Linked DNA regions of Homo sapiens: region 1 is linked to region 2. The links are chromatin contacts, found by Hi-C in ENCODE. All regions are on one chromosome and are shown on one strand. The core of a region is the stretch at or near the end of the contact, and the rest is flanking DNA. Distances in the headings are between cores, read along the strand shown.

What was found. Hi-C counts contacts between places; a loop is a spot of excess contacts on that map. Pooled maps may share reads with other maps.
Region 1: a loop to region 2 is called in a map with no recorded cell type, with 8 times the contacts of the local background. The contact joins the promoter of WAC-AS1 here to the promoter of ARHGAP21 in region 2. A Hi-C loop is called at or near these places in 4 of 37 single-sample maps with no recorded cell type and 7 of 50 pooled maps.

The regions. Positions count from the first base shown.
Region 1 is chr10:28,526,821-28,533,603 of GRCh38, reverse strand. It overlaps WAC-AS1 (WAC antisense RNA 1), which reads left to right and starts at 1,250. Exons shown (of 3, transcript NR_033805.1): 1 at 1,250-1,869. It overlaps WAC (WW domain containing adaptor with coiled-coil), which reads right to left and starts at 486. Exons shown (of 14, transcript NM_016628.5): 1 at 1-486. The coding sequence starts at 24. RefSeq lists silencers at 3-82, 293-442, 813-1,232 and enhancers at 593-782, 403-1,086.
Region 2 is chr10:24,719,127-24,726,267 of GRCh38, reverse strand. It overlaps ARHGAP21 (Rho GTPase activating protein 21), which reads left to right and starts at 2,381. Exons shown (of 26, transcript NM_020824.4): 1 at 2,381-2,706; 2 at 3,989-4,431. The coding sequence starts at 4,369. RefSeq lists silencers at 1,262-1,641, 2,392-2,581, 2,612-2,681, 2,772-2,851, 2,872-3,231 and 1 more and an enhancer at 1,938-2,848.

The sequences.
Region 1 (6,783 bases), core at 1-2,500, 3.8 Mb before region 2:
CTGTTTCCTCGCATACATTACCATCAATGCCCGGCCTGTGAGTGTGTGTCGGGGAGGGGGGAGAGCGGCCGCGAAAGGCGGGCGGGCGCGCAGGCGGCGGCGGCGGCGGGCGGCGGGCAGCCCCGGCACCTGGGCCCGGCGCGCCCTCGGCGACTCTCATCAGCTCCCAGTTACTGGCGCCGGCGCTCCCGGGCCATCTCCCTCCGTCGACACCACGCTCACTCTCAGCCGGGGCAGCGGCGCCAACTACACGGCGGCACCGCGAACCGGGGGGAGGGGGGCAAGACGACGCGTCCGGCTCAGCCCCGCGGAGAGCGACTGCCTCCTCCGCCTTCTCCTCCTCCTGCTCCGCCGCCTCCTCCCCTCCTCCCCCCGCCGCCGCCGCTGCTGCCGCCGCCTGGTCCTTCTTCTCCTCCTCCTCCTCCCGCCGCCGCCGCCGCCGCTGGTGCCGCCGCTGCCGCTCCACCAACTACATCCGGGCAACTCGGACGCTGCCGCCTTCGGGAAACCTCGGCAGTTTCCGCCGGGCCCCTCCTCTCCCACCCTCGGCCTTCCTCCCCGCACCGCGCGGGTCCGGAACACCGCCCTCGGCAAACCTCGGCTGGCTCCGGCCTTTCTCCTCCTCTGAGGCCTGGATCTTCTCTTCGCGACCAGTCTGCCCTTTCCTTCTTTTCCTCACTCGCGAGTCGGCCACCGCCGTTCCCGTTTAGGGATAGTCTCGCTCGGGCGCCTGCTCGAGGCTGATCTCAGGGGCTCCGGGCTGCGCAGGGAGGGAGCCGCCTTCCGGAAGAGGACGGTGGGGCGCGAGGGAAGCCATCGCGGACTAAATAAGGGAGGCTGCAGCGGCTGCGCGTGCGCCCAGAGGCGCAGCGGGAGGGGGTGCTCTCGGGCGAGCTCTCCGGCCGCGGCCCCCGCCCCTGCGCTGTCGGGCGGGGAGGTCGGAAACCCCCTGGCGAGACCACGGGCGGACGCTTCCCGAAGAGCTGCCTGGGCTGCAGCCGCGGAAGCTGCGTTCTGGGGAGCGGGGAGCGTGCTCCGGCGCCTTCGGGCCGCTGCTGGAAGCCGGAACCGAGCCCGGGCCGCTGCCCCTCACCGGACGCCGCGCGCCACCGGCCCTCCGCGGGGCAGGGGCTGCTGCGAGCTCGCCGGGCGCCCTTTAGACGTAAGTCTCACCCTGCGCCCCGAGGCAGGAAGGAGCGCGTGCAGTCCCGGCCAGAAACGGCTAATAGGAAGGGCTGAGGGGTTCTGTGTTCAAGGCAGAAGGCCGTGCGTCAGGGCGGCCCTCAGCGGAGATGCGTGCACGGAGCGGGGAGCGCCGCTCGGGGCAGGGAATGAAAGCGGCGCTTGAGACTGGAAATTTAGGGAGATGAGTTCCTTGGGAACAACGCTGAACCATCTCACTGCCCCACCCTACCCCTTGTTATTTTTTTTTGAGACAGGTCTCGCGCTGTCGTCCAGTCTGAGTGCAGTGACGCGATCACGGCTCACTGCAGCCTCGACCTCCGGGGCTTACGGGTCATCCCACCTCAGCCCTCTAAGTAGCTGGCACCACGGGCATGCACCACCACACCCGGCTAATTTTTTAAAAAAAGTTTTTCCGGAGATAGGGTCTCGCTGTGTTACCCAGGCTGGTCTCGAACCCCTGGCCTGAAGCGATCCTCCCGCCTCGGCCTCCCAAAGTGCTGGGATTACAGGCGTGAGCCACTGCGCTCGGCTTTTCACCCCTTTCTAACGTTTTCCATCCCTTTCTAACGTTTTCCATACCCAGCGGTGCCCTGCCCACCCTCTCTTTATCTCTCACTTTTCCCTCCTCTGTTTCTTCCTCGCTGAAGTCCATTGGTGAAAGAAAATTCATGTGAAAGTTCTCAGGTGTGTTAAGTGAAATTGCTACAAATTTGATTTTATGTACTGCTGCAGGTACATTGAGAGAAGAAACGTGAAGTATACCAAACAACCGTTAGTTGAGAGTGGTGGTATTCGGGTGATTGGTTGACTTTTTTTTTTTTTTTTGCACTATTTGTAAGGCAACATAGTTTAATGAAAAGAATTGTGGTAAACATAATTAGGTGATTAACACAGAAGAGGCAAATAGTAAACAAGTCAGAAGAAACAACCCCCTCCAAAAAATAAAAAGTAACTGATTTACTTGGTATCCAAGAAGTTACGTTATTGCTAGACCTAATAGAATGGAGAGATGGAATGATGTAGGGAGAAAGGCTCTGAAATCACAACTGGTTGGAAAAAAAATTTTAATTACATAATCTTATTTGTCACATCCATCTGCCAGATGTAGAGCTTATTGCTGTTTGTGGAGATGTGCAGACCAATAAAAAGCCTATTTAATGCTCTCTTAAACTACCAGTAACTAAAAAAAAAAATTGACAGTGACTGAAATTATGAAAACAAAAAAATTCGGTAGCATCTTAACATGTAATTTCTGACATATTTGTAGTGAATCCATTGAAGACAAACATCAGAGGAGTACAACAAATAACATTTCATAGAAACTTTGAAAACTGGCAGCAAAATTACTACTAATTTGTTTGATAACTAGATGTCTGCTGAAATTGGTATAAACCATTTGCTCAAAAGTAGCCAGGCATGGTGATGCATGCCTGTATTCCTAGCTACTCCCAGAGGCTGAAGCTGAACAATCACTTTAGTCCAGGAGTTCGAGACTGCAGTGAGTCATGATCACACCAGTGCACTCCAGCCTGGACGACAGAGGGAGACCCTGTCTCAAAAAGTAAATAGGCCGGATGCAGTGGGTCATGCCTGTAATCCCAGCACCTTGGGAGGCCAAGTCAGGTGGATCATTTTGAGGTCTGGAGTTTGAGACTAGCCTGGCCAACATTTTGAAACCCCATCTGTACTAAAAATATAAAAGTTAGCCAGGTGTGGTGGTGTGCGCCTGTAATCCCAGTTATTCGGGAGACTGAGGCAGGAGAATCACTTGGGCCTGGGAGGCGGAGGTTGTGGTGAGCCAAGATCTTGCCACTGCACTCCAGTCTGGGTGACAGTGAGACACTGTCTCTAAATAAAACCACATTATCAAAAGTCTGATCTGCTCTCCTTTACAGAAATACTTTATCTTTACTTCTCTCTCGAACCCACAGACTTCATTCCCACACTTCTGGACCTGTTCAAGATCATCTGTAGCATCCATGTTTTCAAGTCTGATTTTTATTTCTCAGTCTTCATCTCCACTTGTCAGCAGCATTTGACACAGCTGATAACTTTCTTCTCCTTAAAGTTCCTTATCTTGCCTACCAGGATTTCATTTTCTTTCTTGCTTCTCTTCCTTCCCAAATGGCTGTTCCTTAGACTCCTTACTGGTTTCTCCTTCTTTTCCAGCCTCTAAATGCTGGAGTGGCGTGAGATTCAAATCTTACAACCCGCACTCCTCTGTTCTCTCTCCCTAGGCAATCTCATTCAGATCTCTGGCTGGATGAAACCCACATTTGAATTTCCAGTCCACACCTTTCCTCTGAACACAAGACTCACACTTAACTGCCTACTGTATAGCACTGCTTGAGTTTCTAACAGGCATCACAAACTTAATGTATTCAAAACGAAACTCTTAATCTCCCCCCACCCCAAACAAGTCCTGCTGAGATCTTCCCAATCTCTTGAAATGACAACTCCATTCTTCTAGTGGAGGCTAAAAACTTTGGAGTCATCTTTGATTGTTTTATATCTCACATTGACTCCATCAACAAATTTTGCCAGCATTACCTTCAAAATGTATCCACAATCTGATCTCTGTAACCCACCTCCAGCAAGTTCACTCTGGTCCAAGCCACCATCATTAAACCTGGACCGTGGCAAAGGCTTTCTAACTGATCTTGCCCTTCTATGCCTGCTTCCACATTGTTTGCTGTCTCATACAGTGCAGTAATCCCTTAAAAAGTCAGATAATATTCCAATCTTGAATAAAAGCCAAAGTTATAGCCATGATCCACTAGGCCATATGTAAACTGCCTGTTACTTCTGGCTTCTTATCCACTGACTTCTTTATTTGCTCTTTTTTTGTTTTTGTTTTTGTTTTTGTTTGAGACTGATTCTCACTGTCGCCAGGCTGGAGTGCAGTGGGATGATCTTGGCTCACTGCAACCTCTGCCTCCCAGGTTCAAGCAATGCTCCTGCCTCAGCCTCCTGAGTAGCTGGGACTACAGGCACGTGCCACCACACCCAGCTAATTTTTGTATTTTTAGTAGAGACGGGGTTTCACCATGTTGGCCAGGATGGTCTCCATCTCTTGACCTCGTGATCCACCCACCTCAGCCTCCCAAAGTGCTGGGATTACAGGCGTGAGCCACCGCGCTCAGCCCTGCTTTCTCATTCTTTTCCCACCATTCTACCCTCCCTCCCTGTTTTCTCCAGTATACCAAGCATGCCTCTGCCTCAGGACCTTTGCACTGCTGTCCCTTTGCCTGGAATCCTCTTCCCCCTTAGTACTTGCTTGGCTCACACCCTCACTTCTTCAGGTCTCTGCTTAAGTCTTGTCTTGTTTAATTGAGAACTCTACATGATGGCGCCCTACCACCATGTTGCTCCCTTAACCCTGATCTATTTTTCCTAAACCATTTGCCATATATTTTGTTTATTGGTTGTTTCCCACTAGAATGAATGCTTCATGTGGCATACCATAAATATTTGTTGAATTAAAGGATATTTGCCTGCAGAAACGTATACGATAAAAATAGCAAAATTGAATTCTCAAGAGGAAAAAGCTTGGGTTCTATTTCTGTTTGCTTTGTGAAAGAATAAAAGAATTACAAATCCAGTCCTGTTCTCACAAATAAGATGGAGGATAAAGCTAGATTATTCCTAATACAGGCAAAATATTGTAATAGATATTAAAAAATGTACATGAATTTGCATGTATAGCAAATCTTAAAGCAGATTATTTACACTGCTATCTAATGAGAAATATCAAGTTTGCAAATGAGTAAAAGACCCATATTTCAACCTGTAGACTGAATACATACCAACCAATAGAGGGGAAAAACTATCAACTCATAGGTTATATATAGGTTGACCAAGATTTTAATGTGATTCTATTGAAGGAAGAACTGAAGGAAGAACCAAAAAGTGAAATCCTCAAGCCTCTAGTTGTGAAAGGGATTTTTTTTTTTTTTTTGAGACAGAGTCTGACTCTATAGCCAGGCTGGAGTGCAGTGGTGTGATCTCAGCTCCCTGCAGCCTCCACCTCCCGGGTTCAAGCGATTCTCCTGCCTCAGCCTCCCAAGTAGCTGGGACTATGGGTGCGTGCCACCACACCCAGCTAATCTTTGTGTTTTTAGTAGATGGGGTTTCACCATGTTGGCCAGGATGGTCTCGATCTCTTGACCTTGTGACCTGCCACCTCCGCCTCCCAAAGTGCTGGGATTACAGGCGTGAACCACCACGCCTGGCCAAAAGGGACTTTAAAAAGCTTTGTTGCAATTTCTAAAACATCATAAGGATATATTTCCAAAAATTTTCACATACTTCATTTCTATCTCTTTTTTCTCTGTCCTTGCCTTCCTCACAAACTCAGCCTAGTATAGTGATTAAAAGCGTGGGTTTTAGAATCAGTATGACATTGCGTAGAGCTCAGGCTACATTATTGACTACCAACATCACCTTGGGCAAATTACTAGTCTTGAGGATTATCCTGCTTTGTCTCTAAACTTCACTTAATAGGGTATAGTACTGTTTGTGAAAAGTAATTGAAATTGTGTAAATAATTTAGCAGTACCTGGCACATACATGTTTCGCTACTGGTGGTTATTCATTTTGAAAAAATAGTATTGAAGTTCTGCGTATCAAGTCTTAGGAACATAGTGTTAAGCAAAGTCACTTGGGTTTTGCTCTTATGGAGTTTGTATTTTAAGAATAATACATAACTAAAAGGAGATGCTTTGGGATCTCAGATTTGTGATATGAAGCTTTCATTCAATTATGACGAAAAATAAGAAACTGCAACAAAAATTACTATCTAGGAAAGGGGAGTAAACACCAGGACGTCACCATATCAACATATGGTACTAGGCAGGGATGATGTAAATAATGCAATCAACAGATCTTGGGAGAATTACTTACTGACTCAAGATTGGCCATTTTTTAAAGTTCTTCCAAGTAATAGATACTAAAGTTCAGCTAATATTGAGAAGCATACCCTAAACCCTTTACCTGTGTCTGGCGAAACTTCAACCTGAGTTAATCCAACCATTCATTTTCTGAGCACCTCTGAGCAGTTGCATGCTGCTGAAGATTATAAAATAATAGAATATACTGATTCCACTTAAGCCTCATCATCACCAAAATCAAATGACATAGTAATTTAGAAAGTAATAAGTGCTACAGAGAACAGTAGGTAAAGTGTTGGATGGAGGAGTAATGTTTTCAAGTAGAGTGGTTATTGAGCACATGGCGTTTGAGCAAAGATTTGAAGGTGATGAGGTAGCAAGCTATACAGGTGTCTGGAAAGGAATGTTTCTGGCAAAGGGGACAGCAAGAGCAAAGGTCCTGAGGAAAGACTGCCTAATGTGTTCAGAAATAATAAGGAAAGCTCTGTGATTGAAGGGCAGTGACTGAGAGGGAAAATATTAGGAAATGAGGTGAGGTTAAAGAAGTGGGTGGAGGAACAGACTGTGAAGAATCTTATAGGCCATTATAAGAAGATTGGCTTTTATTCTGAGTTAATTGGGAAGCCATTGAAAAGTTATGAGCAGAAAATGACATGGCTACTGTGTTGAAAATATCTGTATTGCAAGGCAAGGAGCAGGGAAACCAGTT
Region 2 (7,141 bases), core at 1,132-3,631:
CAGGCACATGCCACCACGCCCAGCTAACTTTTTGTTTGTACAGACGGGTCTCCCTATGTTGTCCACGCTGGTCTCAAACTCCTGGACTCAAGCGATCCTCCCACCTCAGCCTCCCAAAGTGCTGGGATTACAGGCATAAGCCACTGGGCCCAGCCTAGTATAGTGTTGTGAATAAAAGAATGGACTCTGGAGCCAGATCCCCTGGGCTTGAATCCTTGCTTCACCACCCACCTATCTCAATATGTTGTGTGTAAAGCTTTTAGAGGAGTACCTAGCAGGAGGTATTGAATTTGATAGCTCTAGTACTTAGACACATAAGTCATAATTTTCCCTAAGTTACGTGGTAAATGATGGAGTTGGATTGTAATCTTGATCCTTACATCTTATTACCTCTTATAGAAATATTGCCTCTCTAGGTTATGTTATTTTTCCATAATTCCTAGAATGTGTTTTCCTTCCTTTTCCTTCTCCTTTCATGGCCCACATTTTACTCTCCTTTATCAAACTGAAAATTTCACAATCAACATTTAAAAAATTTCTAGTGCAAAAATTTTAACCCAAAAGTCCTCAGCTGTTAGGTACGCCGTTCATGCCATGCATGCACATTTGCATGTGCAAGGAGTTGTTTTGTGCTGTAAGTTGTTTTTCCTTTCTGGACATATTCTATAAGCCCACAAGCGGTGAGCTACTTGAACCCTGAATTTCTATTCACTTCTTGTTAATTTACTCAATTGTATCTAGCACTGGATACTGCTACAGCCACTGGGCTATTTAGTAAATTACCATCTGACTGAAATACAGTCCTTGTATTTTATTCTATTTTTCTTTTCTTGATTATTAGCTGACTTGTTTGGTGACAGGCTGTCAAGAACACGCAAATTTCATGGCCATATAAAAATGATCTCGTCAACGTCTTCCCTCGAATTGAAGCGGAGGATTTAGTTGTAGATTTGGTTTGGCACCTTCCACTTTAAGGAAGATGTAAAAACTAAGGCGCAGGTACTCCAGCTGCAGGGAGTGTTTTTTGTCCCCGCTCCCCTGTCCCCCATAAAGAAACAGGACCTCAGGTGGTGGGCGGGCGGGGAAGGAGAAGGGATGTTTCTAAGTCTACAGGGGAGAGTGTAGAAAGAAAGAAGGAAAAGGTAAGAGGACTCCACAGTTTCTAGGTTTTGTTCTTCTTTTTTTCCCTCTGGACAGCGGTGGCAGCTGATCAGACACAATAGCTGGCAGTCCCCGGCCGCAGTGAGGATAAAAATGACCCTCAACAGCACCAGCAGGAGCACCGAGAAGGGGAGGGGAGTGTGTATGGGAGGGGGCGAGGATGAGGGTGACAAGGTGACAAACGCTGCCTCTGACTGCGAGCAACTCCCCCTCCAGCCCCGCGAGGCTCGGAGCCGGGGAGCCACCTCCCCGGAGCGGGGCGGGGTGGGAAGGAGAGGCCGAGGGGGCGGTGGCCTTCACCCGGGGGCGGGGAAGAGGGCGGAGGGAAGCCTGATTTACCAGCCCCTGATTGGTTCGCGTTCTCTCGTCGCGTCTCCCGATTGGGTAATTTGCAGCGGGAGATGTTGTGAGGCACGGCGGGGCGGAGCGAGCTGCCGGGGTCTGTGACAAGGCCCGGGAATTGGGTGGGGAGGGTGGCGGTTGTGCCGCGGCTCCGGAGCCGCTGTGACCTGGAGTGTGGCGGACAGAGAAGCGCAGCCGCCTCTCCACAGTTCCGCTAGCCGCGCCAAATTCGCTCAGCCGCTCTGCAGAATTTATAAAAGGGAAAGAACTGAATGAGCAACGCTTGGCTAACTTCCCCCTTCCCACCACAGGAAGAGATTTTTGCTGTGAGGCGTGAGGGGACACTCCCTTATCTGGAAGTCCCACGTCTCGTCGCAGCTTCATTGCCTTCCCGCTGCAAAAAAGGGGTGGGGGCACAATTTGCCAAGCCCTGTCCCCCAATCTAGGACCTTTGATCCCTGGAGTCTGCAGATGTCGCTGTTATAGGCTTGTCCCCCTCTCCACCCCAGACGTCTACCACCAGGTCTCCTTTCCCGGGAGCAAGCCCATCCCTGGACGCTGCCGTTCAGCGCTTGGGAGACTGCAGGGGCGGGGAGCGTTGTGTGCCTGGTTTTGGGGTGCTGGGGGGCGAGGGCTTGTAGGTCCCGCGACCCACGGGGAGGGGGCAGGCGAGCACCCCGCTCCGGCCTCCGGCTAATCCCCCTTCTCCAGCGTCGGTTCCCCGGTCCCGTGTTATTCAAGACAGAAAATATTCAGCCCCAGAGCCTCCCCTGGGGAGGGGAGGGGAAGGAGGTGGAGTGGGAGGAGGTGGATCCAGGGAGGAAGAAGCGAGAAATCCGCCCCCGGGAAACAGCTCCGCGCGGCCACGGAGCGAGGCGCTTCTGTCACTTGGCGTTCGCGGGCGCCGGAGCTGGGCCCCGGCCCGGCCCGGCGAGGCGAGGGGAGAGTCCGGCGGCCGCCGCCCCGCCCCACGCCCTCCTGCGGCGGCCGAGAGCCCGGGGCCGGCCGGGGCAGGTCGCGGCGGTGCCTGGGAGCGGCCGGCCGGGGGCGGCGGCCTCGGAGCGCGGCGGCGGCGGCGGCGGCGGCGGCGGGCAGCGCGGGATCGTCCGGCTGCGGGGTCCGGCTCACGCCGGGCGGGCGGGCGGGGCGCGCTGTCCCGGAGCCGGCCAGCCCCGTGCGGATCCACTCGTCCCGCTTCCTCTGGTGCGTGTCTGGTTTCTTTTCCGTCTCAGCCGAGAGGGCGCTGCGCTCGCGGGCCGTGGAGTGCCCGGCTTGCCGCGGGCTCTCTCCCTTCCCGCCACAGGCCACCCGGCCGGGCGCTGGCTCGGGGCCGGAGGGAGCCCGCGGCGGGCGCCCGGCGGGGGCGGAGGGGCCGCGCCCGCGTGTGCGGAGCAAGGGCGGGCGGCGGGGCGGAGGGAAGGGCACAAAGGCCGGCGGTGGGCGCTGGGGTCCGGCCGGCCAGCCTTGGAGGAGGGGCGCCTGGGGCCGCTCATGAATATTAACCGAGCCTGCGGCCTAGCGCGTCCCGGCCGGGCCCGGCGCCCGGCCAGCGTCTCCGCTTCAGCTCGCCGCCGCGCTTCGGCCGCCGGGCCCGAGCGGGCGGGAAGGGTAAGGCCCCCGGTTTTGTCTCGCCCCGGGGCTCCTAGCACCTTTGAGAAAGTCCATATTGGGGCCGCTCTCCTCGGGAGCTCGAGGTCCCCGACCCGCCTCAGGAAGGGGCGGGGGAATCGTGGGGAGGTGGGTGGTGGTTTGCTTTTTCTCGTTTTTTCCCCCTAGGTGGCCACAGGGGAAGGGAAGCCGTGTCGAGTGGTAGTTGGGGGAAAAGCCGCGACTTCAGAGTTGCTCGGGTGTAGCTCCAGAATCATGCCCTGGAGCGGGAGCGGCGCCGGCGTCCCACCCGCGGCCGCGCACGCCTCCCCGGCCGTCCCCACCCAGCCCCGCCGCGGGCCAAGGAAAACAGCCGCCTCCTCGGGGACGCCGGCCGGGGCGGAGGGGCGGAGGGGCGGCGCCCGAGTCACCCGGAGACGCCGCCGAGCCCACGCCGGCCCCAGCCAGGCTGGCTTTGTGCTTGCGTTTTTGGGGGGCGGAGGGGAGCGAAGAGGGGGCTTGGAAAGTGTGATCCCATTTCAGCCTCGTGGGGGAGAAAACTTCACCGAAGTGTCCCTGTCTGGGTGATGCAGAAAACAACATGCACAGCCCTCTGCTCTACCCAGGAAAGACATGAATTAAAATGCACTTGAATGGGGAACATTTTTTCTTGAAGGCTGCATAACAGCCAGGTGTGTTTGACGCAACCGCTGGGCAGTTTCGAGATTTCTCTTTTTTAAACACCCCCTCGAATTTATAGGCTTTTTGTTTGTTTACGTTAAAATTTTTTTTTGTTTGTTTTGCTCGGGAGGAAACGCGAACTTGGTGTGGACATGTGGGCAAGACAGTGATAGGCGCCTGGAGAAAGTTCATGACCTTTAACTTCTCGTTTTCCTAGGATCTCTCTAGGAGCTGACACTCGAACCTTCACGACCCATTCGGATTTTTCCAGGACTCAGGAGTGGCACTGGGAAGAAGGGGACCGCTTTCTGCAATTGGCCTCGACACTGGCTGCCAAGAAGACCTGTCGCCTTTGTTTTTAAGTCTCCAGAAATGGAAGAAGAAGGCGAAGTCAGTTGAAGTCACGAGAAATCAGCGAGGCATTTGAAGGCGCTTCCTGAAAACCTTTATTCCCTGGCACGTTGTCTGTTTCAACAGCCCTGCCCCTCCTCGGAGCCTGCTTGTGGAATTCTTCCCCTTCGGGTGTGTGGTGGCATTCCCCGCCACGTCCAATGTGGACTCCAAAGGATTTGTCCCTTCTTTGTCATTTGAAATGAAATGATGGCCACGCGTCGGACTGGTCTGTCTGAGGGAGATGGTGACAAGCTCAAGGCCTGCGAGGTAAGCGCGGAGCCAGCGTTCCTGGCCGGCAGGGCGGTGGCCTGTGTCTTGAGCGTCCTGCAAGTTGGGGGTTACCGGCCACGGGGCCTCACTAGGGGCTTCCCGGGGCTTTGAGCCTGTTGGCGGGAGCGCCCCAGCTTAACCAGTAGCGAGGAGAAGCCTGGCCCACGTCTGTTTCCAGGGACTCCCGTGTTTCTTTTGCAAGAACATGTCCCGCAGTTTGGAATGTCCTCATCTTGGTCACCCCTTCTCAGAGCCAGGAATTCTCCCGTCTCTGTGGCTGTGGATGCTACAAGCCTGAGAATGGGCACCTCAGTATCCGTTTTCCTTCAGTCCCCTTCCGAGATATTTGGAGTTGAGCTGGTTGGGGGTGGCTTTCAGCATTTGTGTCTGCTCCAAGGTGCAGAGAGGGCAGCTAGTATGCTTGTTGCACCTGGAACTTAGTCTTTCTTTGGTACTGACGAGGGGAGTCTGGCTGCTGTTGCTGCAGATCTCTGCTTTAGGTAGAAAAAGAAGTGTTTTTCCGTGAATAGTTTAAGCACAGCCTTGGAAAACGACCTTACAGAGTCGTAATTCCAACTCCCGGAAAAATCTCCTGCCTTTACTGTTCTCTTATTTATACCCTCCCTTTCACTACTCTGAAGTTCTGTGAGCTGCTCTGGGGTGTCAGGTGGGTTGCGTTGCTGGTTAGGGTAGCATCTAGCATCTAACATCTTCCCAAGGGCCCAGAGATTTTACTCCAGACTTCCTGAAAATTTTTGAGCAGGCAGGACAGAAATCATAGAAAATACATTGATTTATGACACGCATATACTCTGTTGCCTCTCACCTTTTTTTTTTTTCCTCGTGTTTGGAGATTGAAGTATTCGGAATTTACTTCTATTATGAATATACTATGTTTATCATTGGCGGTTCCTGTAATTTGTTCTTTAAATAGACTGAATATTGTTATCCTTTAAATTTTACTTTTGAGATGCCTATGTTTTCATTGAAGGGTTGAGGATTACTTTAGACAATAACATACCCAAATGAACCCTCATTCACTGTCTCACTTTCTTTTGCACCGGATGTTAAATTTTAACTTCATAGTCCTTGAAACAAGGGCTGGCTCTAAGTGTGTGAGTTTTGGCATTTTAATAAAAATGAATCAGAAGTTAAATTTTGGTTCATAAAGCAAGCGGAGAAACTTGCTTCATGCAGCTTACTTCATGTCGAATTAGAAAGTTTATGCAGAAAACGTTGTGAGGTACAGTGTGCTATTACTGTACAATTTATTAGGCAGAACTGTAGGTTTACATTTAGAATCAGTGTTTTACTTTTTGACATCTGTAAACACCTGCTTGCAGGCAAAAGCATGATTAAGTGGAACACCACAATCCTCTGATCACGGTAAACCATAATAACTCCTTTTGGAAGGCCTACCTGCAACCTGGTGATTGCTTAATGTGTATTGCAGTTACATAATAATATGTATTGTGGTCCTGAAGCCTTATTTGTCATTGTCTTGTGAATACTTTAATTAGCATTGTATTTGCATTCTGTTTGCAAGAACTAATGTTATTTGATTTTTTTTTTTTTTTTTGGTCATTTAAGAGATGTCCTGAAACCAAGAATTTAGACACATCTTGTCCTTGGCTAGCAAGCAGTATTTCCAGTTTGTTGCACACTTGGCTTTTATTAACAATGACAGTTATGTATTTTTTAACGGCTGTGAAATTTGTTTTCATTTGGACCTTACTGCTGGCAGCATGGCTATCTTGTTTTTAAGTTTAGCAATGAAGAAAACACAATATCACCTGTGTTTTGCTTATGTGAAATATATATACAGTATTTAGGTTTGGTATTAAACTACAATATTATTTGACTTTCTAAAGAATAGGTATTTTGCCTAGATTCTATGTGGAAGTGGAAATAAAGGGGATATATGTTGTCAGAAAACATTTTAAAACCTCAGGGTTGGGAGTGAAGAGAACTTGTGTAATTATTGCCTGTATTTAGTTGTGACGTGTTTTAATCTGTGATTGATGCTTCTGATACACATTAAATCTTGTGAATATTTTTTAGTAATAGGGAGTTAGTTGCTAATGAAATACTTTGGGCTGATATTTAGGTTTTTGAACATTGCATTTAATTTTTGTCGTCAATTTTATTAGAAGCACTACATTCCACAGTGGTACTATCACTCTTTAAAAAATTTTAAAAATCAATAATGTGTTTGGATACTACATTTATTATTGTGTTTTTAACTAACAAAGAGATGAGCATGTGTGTCTTAATAGTAATGCTGTTAATCAGCCAAGAAAACCTAACTTTATAGGACAGAAGAAATCAATGTAATGAATTAACAGGAGTCTCTGTTTCATGCTTTATCTAATTAGCCAACTCCACCTTCTCTGAATAAGGCCTTGTGCTTTGTTGAAAAACAATCAGAGATTTCTTGTTCATCTTAAGCATTGCAATTTTATTGTGTTGATATATGATATACATTTAGGCCTCCCCACCCCCAGGATATATTGGAAGCCTCAAAACAAATAAACAGCCCTCTTCAAATAAGAAATTAGGACAGTTCAGTAGAATATGTCTTGGCATTATACAGTAAGGATGGTCCAGATGGTACTCACACGAATTTATATACTTTTATACATCTCAAGGTGTATTTTTAAAACTTGAAATCACTCACTCTGAACCTCTTAAGTGATTTTTGGGGTGT